Linked DNA regions of Homo sapiens: region 2 is linked to region 1. Evidence: chromatin loops called from intact Hi-C (ENCODE). Cell type or tissue: sigmoid colon. All regions are shown on one strand. Links, peaks and the distances in the headings refer to the core of each region. The heading gives the core; the rest is flanking DNA.

Evidence for each region. A loop is a pair of places that touch in the nucleus more often than their neighbours do. Peaks named below come from ENCODE experiments on the same cell type or tissue, not always from the same donor. Only the 100,000 strongest peaks of a DNase experiment are listed, where the experiment ranks them.
Region 2: it touches region 1 in a loop (4-fold over the local background); 16 of 110 quality-filtered maps call a loop at or near these places.

Annotation. Positions count from the first base shown.
Region 1 is chr2:238,260,281-238,265,649 of GRCh38, forward strand. PER2 (period circadian regulator 2) reads right to left here. Exons shown (of 23, transcript NM_022817.3): 9 at 5,232-5,310; 10 at 2,672-2,778; 11 at 1,911-2,064; 12 at 1,449-1,557; 13 at 548-673. Among named protein-coding and RNA genes, the nearest start is that of HES6, 23 kb to the left of the region's middle. RefSeq lists an enhancer at 3,503-4,003. In sigmoid colon, for the core only: a CTCF peak has its summit at 3,375 (motif pointing left); DNase peaks (open chromatin) are centred at 2,651, 3,361 and 3,991; H3K27ac peaks cover 1,532 bases.
Region 2 is chr2:237,921,600-237,926,968 of GRCh38, forward strand. It overlaps LOC105373960 (a long non-coding RNA gene), which reads right to left. Exons shown (of 3, transcript XR_924046.3): 2 at 1,841-2,123; 3 at 1,287-1,458. Among named protein-coding and RNA genes, the nearest start is that of UBE2F-SCLY, 43 kb to the right of the region's middle. RefSeq lists a silencer at 2,124-2,333. In sigmoid colon, for the core only: a CTCF peak has its summit at 2,212; DNase peaks (open chromatin) are centred at 1,245 and 2,132; H3K4me3 peaks cover 504 bases; H3K27ac peaks cover 301 bases.

The DNA of each region.
Region 1 (5,369 bases), core at 321-5,320:
GAGTCTTGCTCTGTCACCCAGGCTGGAGTGCAGTGGCGCAATCTTGTCTCTCTGCAACCTCTGCCTCCCGGGTTCAAGCCATTCTCCTGCCTCAGCCTCCCGAGTAGCTGGGATTACAGGGGCGCGCCACCATGCAAGGCAATTTTTGTATTTTTAGTAGAGACGGGGTTTCACCACCTTGCCCAGGCTGTTCTTGAACTCCTGACCTTAGGTGATCCGCCTGCCTCGGCCTTCCAAAGTGCTGGGATTACAGGTGTGAATCACCGCACCCAGCCCACATTTTCTTCTTTCTATCCTAGTTAAATCTTCACTTTTGCTTGTTTTGTCTGTTTTAAATAATTTTCAACCAACACTTAGCTATGGTTTCTAGCTCTTTCAACTCTTAAGAGATTAAAAAGTCCCAAGTGGACAAAGTTTAGAAAGGAAGCAGCAACAGCTGCAATCAGGAAGCCCCTCCTAACTGCCAAAGGTTGTCTTGAGTGTGCTTTTTAACTCTGGAGGGACATCCACAAACTCATTTTCTCAGGGAGAATGGAAGGAGACGTACGGCTCTCCTCCGGCGTGAGTCCTCATGGCCGTTGCTGTCGCTGGAGGAGGTCTGGCTCATAAGGTGCTCGTGGGACCCGTTGCTGCCCAGACTCCCGTAGCCACTGGAGCCGCTGTGGGGGACGGGCTGGGGAGACAGCAGACAGCGCTACAGACACAGCCAGGGCTGCTGAGCTATGCATGTGGCCCCCTGCCAACACACCCTGTTTCGCAGAGAGGATGGCGACCCGCCTAAGGCTACATGGCAGAGACCAGGGGAGCTGAGGTTTGAACCCCAGGGTCAGCTCCAGAGGTAGACTCCTGGCCTCCAGCCGCGGTGCCCCGACCCAGACATGCAGTCACCGAGGAGACGGCACCAAAGGAATGTGTCCAACCCGCTCATCAACGCATGGCTGCAGCCAGCCACGCCTCTGTGGATGGGTTTAAAACAAACAAGATGCGATGACAGCTTCACTCCACAGTCTCCGGGAACTGACAGGCAGGCGCCTACTCAGGTGTGGGGTTGACTGCAGTGGGCCTGATTTTTTTTAGGGACCTTGAGTACAATGTCCCTCCCTTAAGTCCCACTGCTCTGGATTAGAATGAGCCCCCGCACCACTGAGAGGTCACTCTGGAACTATGCAGCCTGTGTCAGAGCACGGGGTCTGCACACGTCCTTCAGCTACTCACTCAGGGCTGCAGTTCAGACAAGGTCGAATGCAAGGCTGGAGAGAGCCAAGGGTACTATGGACTGTCTCGGACTAGCACAGTCTATGCCCAAACTGTCCCCTGGGGGATGTTCAGAGAATGACAGATGAAGCTGTCTGAGTGGGTGTGCCAGGACCAGGGTTCAGAGCCTATGTCCTCTGCAGGGGGCTCTCAGGCTGCTACCTGGGAGGAGGACATGCAGGCACCACACCCACCTGCAGCAGGAGCCGGTGGATCTGCTCTGTGAGCTCCTGAATGCTGGGGTGCAGGGCCTTCTCCTCTGTGCAGGGGTGGGCTGCAAACACGTCCTCATTCAAAGGGCCCCTGCGTGGTTTTAATTCATCTTGTTAGATGGGGCCCCACAGGAGGACCTCTCTGGCGTGACTGTATAGCCACTACATGCTGCCTGCCTGGGTGGGCCCTCTGCCTCTCCCCTGCAGCCCCCCAGGCTGCTGCCTGTCCACTCCCTACTCTGCTTGAATGAGGTCCCTCCCACTTGGGGGCAGAGGACAGGTCACCCCTGCCTAGCAGTCTGGGGCTCCAGATTGGTGGCAGGAAGCAAGGTTTCGGTCTTGGCCTCTCAGCCCCTCCCTATGCCATCTGTTGCTGGGAGGTGAGGACAGCCCGAGACCCCCGCCCAAGACCCCTGAGCCACCTCGGGCCCTTGGAGCACTCACACCCTGACTTTGTGCCTCCCAATGATGAAGGAGATTTTCCTGCTCCATGGGTTGATGAAGCTGGACCAGCTGGTGTCCAACGTGATGTACTCTCCGTTCCGGGCGCGAAACCGAATGGGAGAATAGTCGAAAGGCTGCCCGCCTGACTGCAGGACTAGGAGAGCAAAAGCCAGCATTCAGGGGAAAAGGGGAGCAAACAGGATTTATAGTAGAGAGAGACAAGTCAAGAGTCACTCAGGCCCAGGATCATTTGCAAACTGTAGGGGTATGAACACTTCTTCAAAGCCACTGCTTTCAACCTCCTGTTTTTGCTGTAGATTACCAGGAGGCTGTTTCCAGCAGGAGCTGTTTCATCCCATGTTTCACCTCTGCTAGTGTCACTTGCATCTATGAGGGCTGGGCTTGGTGAGGACATGCACTGTGCACTCCCCTGGCCTGGTGAGAACCTTCCTAGCCACAGATGAACTGGTCTCCCCTCCTCCCATGCGCCACTGAAGCCAACAGTAAACATAAGATGCTACGGACTCAGGCCACGGACTGAGAAACAACTGGCCACAAAGGAACTCACATGAGTTTACCCCTCTCTCTCGACTCCACTGGGCACTGCAGTGCCAGGAGGGAGGCGGCGAGGCGGGCGTCTACCACCTGCTTGTCCTTAGCTGATCTGACCTGTCAGAGCTAGACTGGTCCCAAGAAGCAGCCCCAAGGACACAGGAACTTCCGCCAAACACTTCAGGATGTACCATGAAAAGGGGACCTACTCTTTTTGTGGATGGCCAGCATCAAGGGCCTGTCACTAGGGTGGAGCTGCACGAGCACTGGGGTTTCAATCAGGTCCTGAGGTAGGTAGCCCAGGAGAGGGACCGCCCTGGAAGGCAAGCAGACACACGCTAGGATTGGCATCCAAACAGATGAGGAGATTGTCACTAAGAACCATCTTATTCCCTGGAAAGAGAAGATACACTCCAAACCCCACCCCCTCCCCCACCCCCGGAGATCAAAAGTTGGACTAACAGAACCAGCTAGACTTTTAATCAATAGCAAACGAAGGTTCACTGTCCAGGACGCTGAAGGAGGCTCCCTCTGCTGGGGCCTGAGTGCTTCAGCTCTGCGTTTCACCTCCCAAGAGATAAGTCATGATCATGCTTTTGTTTTCTTCCTTCCAGCATCTTTTTCTTTTTCAGTGTCATTCATTAGTTTGGCCACATGTGACCTGGCATGGATTTTTGCTTAACAAGTTTTGCCTGGGCCTCGGAAAACCCTTTGTATGTGCTTCTTTTCCAGCCTGGTCTCGTGTGACTTTGGCCTCAGCATCCAGTTGGTTTACTGTGGCTTCTTTGGAGTCTCGGTGGCTGGCTGGGCCTCTGCCCTTTGAGCTCATGCCTCCTCCCAGAGCTGTGGCTTTGCTCCATTGCAGGACGGAGCTGAACTTCAGCAGCACCTTCTGCTTCTGTTTGTGTCCAGCGCCCTCTGCCGGCTCCACCGACCATTTCTTCTCCCGATCTGCCTCTTAACACTTGTTGCATCCAAACCAATGTTTCCTCAAACTCTGCTGCTTGTGTAGAAGGATTTTCCCTGTGAATCTTTAGACCATGGTGCAGAACTTTCTCAAGGGCCTGGCGTTATTCTTTGATTTCCTCCTTCTTGTCTGAGGCTCTCTCTTCAGGCCTCATGTTTTCCTTTGGACAGGATATACAGAATGTTCCTGGCATCCGTCCCATCAAGGCCTTGCTGAAGGAGGAAGAAGAGGAAGGAAGAGGAGAGGAGTGGGGGAACAGGAAGGAAAAAGAGGGGGAGGAGGAAGAGGAGGGAGCAGAAAGGGGGTGGAGGGTGAAAAGAAGGAGGGGAGGAGGAGGGGGAGCCCTGGCTGTCCTTGGGCTTTGTGAGCCAGGCCACACACAAGGCTTCATCAAGGAGAGCTTGCAGGCTGTGGCCCATCATGCCAGGTGAACCTGTCTGCCAACCTCCCTGCACAGGGCTGAGCTGGACACCAAGTTGGCATGGGAGTGGGTTAGAGACAGTTCTCAGATCTCTGAAGGAAGAAAAGTCTCCAGAGGCTGCTTTACATATACGGCCCCAGGCCCTGCCCTCCAAGATCCTGGTTCCACAGGGCAGGGTGGTGTCCAGAAGCCTGCATCTGCAAACTGGCTCTGCCCCAGGCAGCCCCGCGGACACACCTGAGCCACCTGGAGCTGGAAGTGACGGATCCCTTTTTACCCATAGAGCCTCCCCAGGAAGCTGTGTGGCCCTGACTCCAAGGATGGGGGCCTGTGTCCCTGGGCCAAGAGTAGAGGAGGGAGAGGTCTTGATCCTCCAGCTTCTAGGTGACCTGGTTCATTTTAGGAACCCAGCACACTGGTGCTTCTTGGTCCACTTCCTGTGGTATCTTCTGAGGTCACTTTTCGGTGACTACTGCCAGTGGCCCACACATTTTTTTTCTTTCTATTTTTTTGAGACAGGGTCTTTTGCTGTGACCTAGGCTGGAGTGCAGTGGTGCAATCATAGCTCACCGTAGCCTTGAACTCCTAGGCTCAGTGATCCCCCTGCCTCAGCCTCTGAGTAGCTGGGACTACAGGTGCACACCACCACACCCAGCTAATTTTTATTTTATTTTGCAGAGACAGGGTCTTGCTACGTTTTGAACTCCTGGTTTCAAACAGGCTGGTTTCAGACTCCTGGCCTCAAGTGATGCTCCTATCTCAGCTTCTCAGAGTGCTAGGATTATAAGTGTGAGCCACTGCACCTAGCCGGCCCAAGTGTTTTTGGAGTCTTCATGCATTTGTGGAGGAGCTGGGAGAAGATGCATGGTGGGGGCAGAAGCCACTCAGAACATGGGTGCTCCCAAATCTCACTGGGACTGTTCGCACCTGCTACAGCACCCTGAGGGGGAGACCCAGAGAGAGGGACCCAAGTGGGGCTCTGAGGCATGGAGAAAATCCTGTCCCCTGGAGAAGCCTCTAGCACACAGGCTGGAAGATAGACTTCTGCTGGGATCCAGCCAATGGCATCTCCGGCTTCCACCCTGACACTGGTCCCAGGCAACAGCGCCTCTGTCTGGACCATTATCCACTCCGAATGGGTTTATATGGGAGAATTAAGACAGGCTCAATTAGATCAACAGCTCTCCAGAAAGCCTCAATTACACCATGTGCATATCTTAGGAAGTTTTCAGTGTAATTCCATAATTATTTCATTGCCTGTATATAATTACATGTTTTTGTCCATTATCATGTAATTATAAAACCAAGATGCAGTCTTGGCTTTGGCTAAATAGCTTTTATATCAAAAACATGAAAAAGGGGGTGGGTCAAGACCACGTACCTTTCATCCACATCCTGGAACAAACAATTTGGTGTATGGGTGGTTGTAAAAATTCTCTTTTCAGGAGGAATTCTAGGGGCTGAAAGAACAGAATATTGCACACATTTGTGATCCTAAGAAATGCATATTTGATGTTAT
Region 2 (5,369 bases), core at 255-5,254, 340 kb before region 1:
ACCCAGTGACCTCATTTAACCTTAGTCACCTCTGTAAAGACCCTGGGTCCAAACCCAGTCACATTCTGAGGTACTGCTGGTTAGGACTTCAAGATGTGAAGTCACATTCTGAGGCAAGGACACAACTCAGCCAGGACAAGAGCCACTTCCCCAACCATAAAAGTGTCACCCAGGGCAGTGGGCTTTTCTACCTGACCCAACACAGCCAATTTAAGCTGGAATGGAATTAAAGTGTTGTAATTCACGTGAAAAGTCATGGAAAACGGCACTGCAGTAAGGCATTGGCTACGGAAACATCACAAGATTGAATAAAGACCTGCTTTGCATCAACGCACATCATGGCACGTTCTCATTGTGGGAAAATGTGGTTTAATGAGGGAGACACGGGGAGGGGCAGAAGACCTCAGGGAGATTCCAAAGAGGATTCCCAAGCAGGTGCATTCACGGGCATTGGTGAAAGGCAGCAGGGGCTTGTCATCCCGCTTCTGAAAAATGGGCAACTCTCCACTGATGCCTGTGTTCCCCCATGGGGGAGAGTGGGGGTGGAGAGGGCAGGACCGCCAAACCAGCCTGCCGGGGAAGGTGGGGGACAAGGGCAGGAGTGCAGCCTGGGCCTGCTTCCTGAGGCCAACAGATGCCACCCCTGCAATCCCAGCACTTTGGGAGGTCGAAGTGGGCAGATCGCCTGAGGCCAGGAGTTTGAGATCAGCCTGGGCAACACAGTGAGATCCTGTCCCTACTAAAAAAATTTTTTAAAATTGAGAGAGAGACAGATGTCTGCCGGCCAGCCTCACACAGCGGGCCAGGCCGGAGAAAGCAATGGAGGAACAGAAAGGCCCTGAGCCCCTATGAAGGGGCCCATCCCTGACCTCTGCTCTCCTAGTCTTCATCAGCCTGGAGGTTATGTCCATTTTGCAGTTAAGGAGATTGAGGCACAGGCAGGTGACAACACATGCCCAGTGTCCCTGAGCGCGGGTACTAGAGCCGGAATTGGAAGCCAGCTCTCCGACTCCAGGGCCCCCAGTTCGCTAATGAGTCTCTGCTGCCCTCAGCACAGGAGAGGGTACAACCATCAGGAGCTGGGATTGGAGGAGGGGAGGGCAAGGGAGGCTGTCTGCCTCCAGCCACGTGTGCACTCAGGTGACTCACACCTGAGTGTTTGCAACTCCGGGTACCATAAACCCAGTGGGCCACCCTCTGTGTGACTCATGCCCCCTCCTGCCCAAGTTCTCCCGGGGCCACCCCTGCCCTGGAGGAGTGCCCAACACAGCAGCTGTCATGGCCGATCTCCTGGGAAACCCACCTGGCAGAGCCCAGCCCAGGGAGCCCCACGGGATGCTCTGGTTCTCCTCAGCACTCTCTCTGGCCGATCAGGTTCAAGGACAGCTCTCAGTCTTACCCGGGAGAAGAAACTGGGGCACCTCCTGTTTTCTCCGCTCTGCGTCTCAGCAGGGTTTGCTGAAAGGAGAGCTGCGTCTGCAAGTCCTGCACCTGTTTTGTAAGCCTCACCTGTGCTTCCTGGGGATGGAGTCCTGCCCTGGCCCGCTGTTCCCCAGGAAGGCTGGCAAGCTCAGCCCCCCAGCCAGGACAAGTTGTGGGAAAACCCTGGGAACATAAGGCCACCCAGCTGAGTGAGGAATCTCTGTGTGTCCCCAGAGCACAGCTCAGTCCCCAGCCCATCACAAGCTGGCCCCACGGGCAGAGCACCCTCCCACAGCCCCACTGCCCCTGCTGTCACGTTCCTGCAGCCCTGCAGCCCACCCAAGACTGCCAGGGGACCCTCCTTTCCTCCCAGCCCCCTGATTTTTAATTAAAAAACAATGATTTCCCAAACTGGTACCAATAAGCAGTGAATTCCTGTTGACGAGTTTGGAGGGGACTTTCCTAGTTCATAGAGTCCACGGTTTTAAAAAGATCACTGCTGTCTAGTTTTCCGGTCCTGGCCCCGTGGAAGGTCACGCGCAGCTGAAAATAATTTTCTGGATCAGGAAACAGGCCAGACTGACGCGTGCCCAGGCGGTTCCCTTGCTGGCCGTGGAAGACATCTGGCGGACACCTGGCTGCAGAGGCTCGACTTGGAGTCCAGCTGGGGCTCAACTAGGCTCGCTGGAGGGCAGGGGACCCTGGAAAGAAAACAGGGGCGCAGCTTGCCCTGTGGACCCGGGGCTGCCCAGCGCGATGACACGGGACCGCACGGCCCGCAGGACCCCAGACGCCCGCTAGGGGCGCGCGCGAGCCAGGGGAGCCACGAGGGCCCTGCGGGGAGCGAGCCCGGCAGCCCCGCCCAGGACGCCATGAGTTCTCCTGCTCTTACTCCCCTCCCTTTTTTTCTATCTTTTGTTTTTCTTCTTTTCTTTTCTTTTCTTTTCTTTTCTTTTCTTTTCTTTTCTTTTCTTTTCTTTTCTTTTCTTTTCTTTTCTTTTCTCTCTCTTCTCCTTTTTTTCCCTTTCCTTTCCTTTTTCTCCTTTTCTTTTAAACAAAAAGCATAGTCACATGTACAGCACAGAACAGCCAAAGAACATCTAATGCCTAGCACGTGGTACTGAAAAAAACTATTCATTGGCGTCATTAATTGTAAATAAATGTGACATACACTTCATCAGCCAATCCTCTATTGTTAGACATGAAGCTTGTTACCAATTTCCCCCTATTTCTTGTCACCTTCTTTTATTATACAAGTACATTGTAGAAAACACAGGTAAAAAAGGCCGGGCGCGGTGGCTCACACTTGTAATCCCAGTACTTTGGGGGCCAAGGCGGGCAGATCGCGAGGTCAGGAGATCGAGACCAGACTGGCCAACACGGTGAAATCTCGTCTCTACTAAAAACACAAAAATTACCTGGGCATGGTGGCATGCGCCATGTAGCCTGTAATCCCAGCTACGCGGGAGGCTGAGGCAGGAGAATCGTTTGAACCCTGGAAGCCGAGGTTGCCGTGAGCCGAGATTGCGCCATTGCACTCCAGTGCAGACAGAGCGAAACTCGGTCTCAAAAAACAAAGCAAAAAGAATAAAAAGCAAATGCAGGTAAACAAACCGTCTTAATTCCAACCATTCAGATAATCTTTAACATACATTTTGGCATTAATTTATACTTAAGTACATAGATGATAGACAGATAGATGCTTGTATTAAAAAAAAAAAAGGGGGGGCTTGCTGGGCGCGGTGGCTACACCTGTAATCCCAGCACTCTGGGAGGCTGAAGTGGGCAGATCACTTGAGTTCAGGAGTTCGAGACCAACCTAGCCAATATGATGAAACCCCGTCTCTACTAAAAATGCAAAAATTAGCTGGGTCTGGTGGTGCATGCCTGTAGTCCCATCTACTCAGGAGGCTGAGGTGAGAGAATCGCTGGAACCCAGGAGGCAGAATTCGCAGTGAGCCAAGATTGTGACACTGCACTGCAGCCTGGGCAACAGAGGGAGACTCTGTTTCAAAAATAATAATAATTATTAATTAATTAATTAAAATGGCCTCATACTCTTTTGTAAATGGCTTTATCAATTTAAAAATTACTTTTTTTAGAAAATGACTACACATTTTTTATAAGCTCTGAAGGGCAGGGGTTTCATCTGTTTGTTTACATTTTTATTAATTACTTTTTTTTTGAGACAGAGTCTCACTCTGTCACCCTGGCTGGAGTGCAGTGGCACTATCTCGGCTCACTGCAACCTCCACCTCCCGGGTTCATGCAATTCTCCTGCCTCAGCCTCCCAAGTAGCTGGGATTATAGGCGCCTGCCACCACGCCCGGCTAACTTTCGTATTTTTAGTAGAGACAGGGTTTCACCTTCTTGGCCAGGCTGGTTTCCAACTCCTGACCTCAAGCGATCCGCCCGCCTTGGACTCCCAAAGTGCTGGGATTACAGGTGTGAGCCACTGTGCCTGGCCTGTTTTGTTTATTGCTATTTATAAATAACGCTCTGATGTGCACTTCCATAATACAAATGTTTAGAAATAGAATATTTGGGTCAAGGAGATCCCTAGGCTCTGCGTAGCTGTTGCCATATCCCTCGCGCATGTTTGCATCTCCCCGACACACCAGTATTGATGCAAGTTTCTGCTTACTCCAGTACTTTAGCCAGAACTTTAGCCAGAACTGGGTATTAACTTTAACAGCTGGATCAGGAAAAGATGCTCCCAACTGCAGTTTTCATTACACACATCTGATTACAGCAAGGCCAATGTTTTCCCCACGGGTGTGGTCATAGGAAGTCTTCTTTGGTGAATTACTGCACAGGCCTGTGGCCCATGTATAAGTTATGACACTCTTCATAACAGCAGTCTGCCCCCGCAAGTTTAGGAACTTATGCACAAAAGGCCCCTGTTTTCTTGAGTATTTTCGCATGCATATTCATAAGCCAGTCTGTAGTCATTTTGCAGGGAAGGAGTCTATTTTGATCAGGCTAATTGTTTTGTATTTTTAGTAGAGATGGGGTTTCACCATGTTGGCCAGGTTGGTTTCAAACTCCTGGACTCAAATGATCCACCCACCTCGGCCTCCCAAAGTGCTGGGATTATAAGCGTGAGCCACCTCGCCTGGTCAAGAATGTATATTCTACCTCACACCATATGTGAAAATTAACTTGAAATGGGTCAAAGGCCTAGATGTAAGTTTAAAACTCTTAGAAGGAAACATAGGTATAAATCTTCATGACCTTGGGTCAGGCAATGGTTTCTTAAGTATGAAACCACAAGCACAAGCCACAAAAGGAACAAATAGATAAATTGGACTTCATCAAAACTTAAAACTTTTTTGCATCAAATGACTCCATCAAGAGAGTATTTCTGTGCAGCTGCTGAGGCAGAAAGAAAAAGAAAGTAAAAAGGCCAGGTGCAGTGGCTCACACCTGTAATCCCAGCACTTTGGGAGGCCGAGGCAGGCAGATTGCTTGAGCTCAGGGGTTTGAGACCAGCCTTGGTAACATGGTGAAACCCCATATCTACAAAAAATACAAAAATTAACCGGGCGTGGTAATGTGTGCTTGTAGTCTTAGCTACTCGGGAGGCTGAGGTGGATCACCTAAGCCCTGGAGGCGGAGGTTGCAGTGAGCCAAGATTACTCCATTGCATTCCAGCCTGGATGACAGAGTGAGACCCTGTCTCAAAAAAAAAAAATTATATATATATATATATATATATATATATATATATATGCCAGCACTCCTCAAAACTGTCAAGATCATAAAAACAAAAGAAGTCTGAAAAACTGTCACAGCCAAGAGGAACTCAAGGAAACATGACAACTGAATGTCATGTGGTATCCTGGATGGGCTCCTGAATATAAAAAGAATATTAGGAAAAAACTAAGGAAATAGGAATAAAATATAAGCTTTAGTTAACAATAATGCATTTGAATAGTGGTTTATTA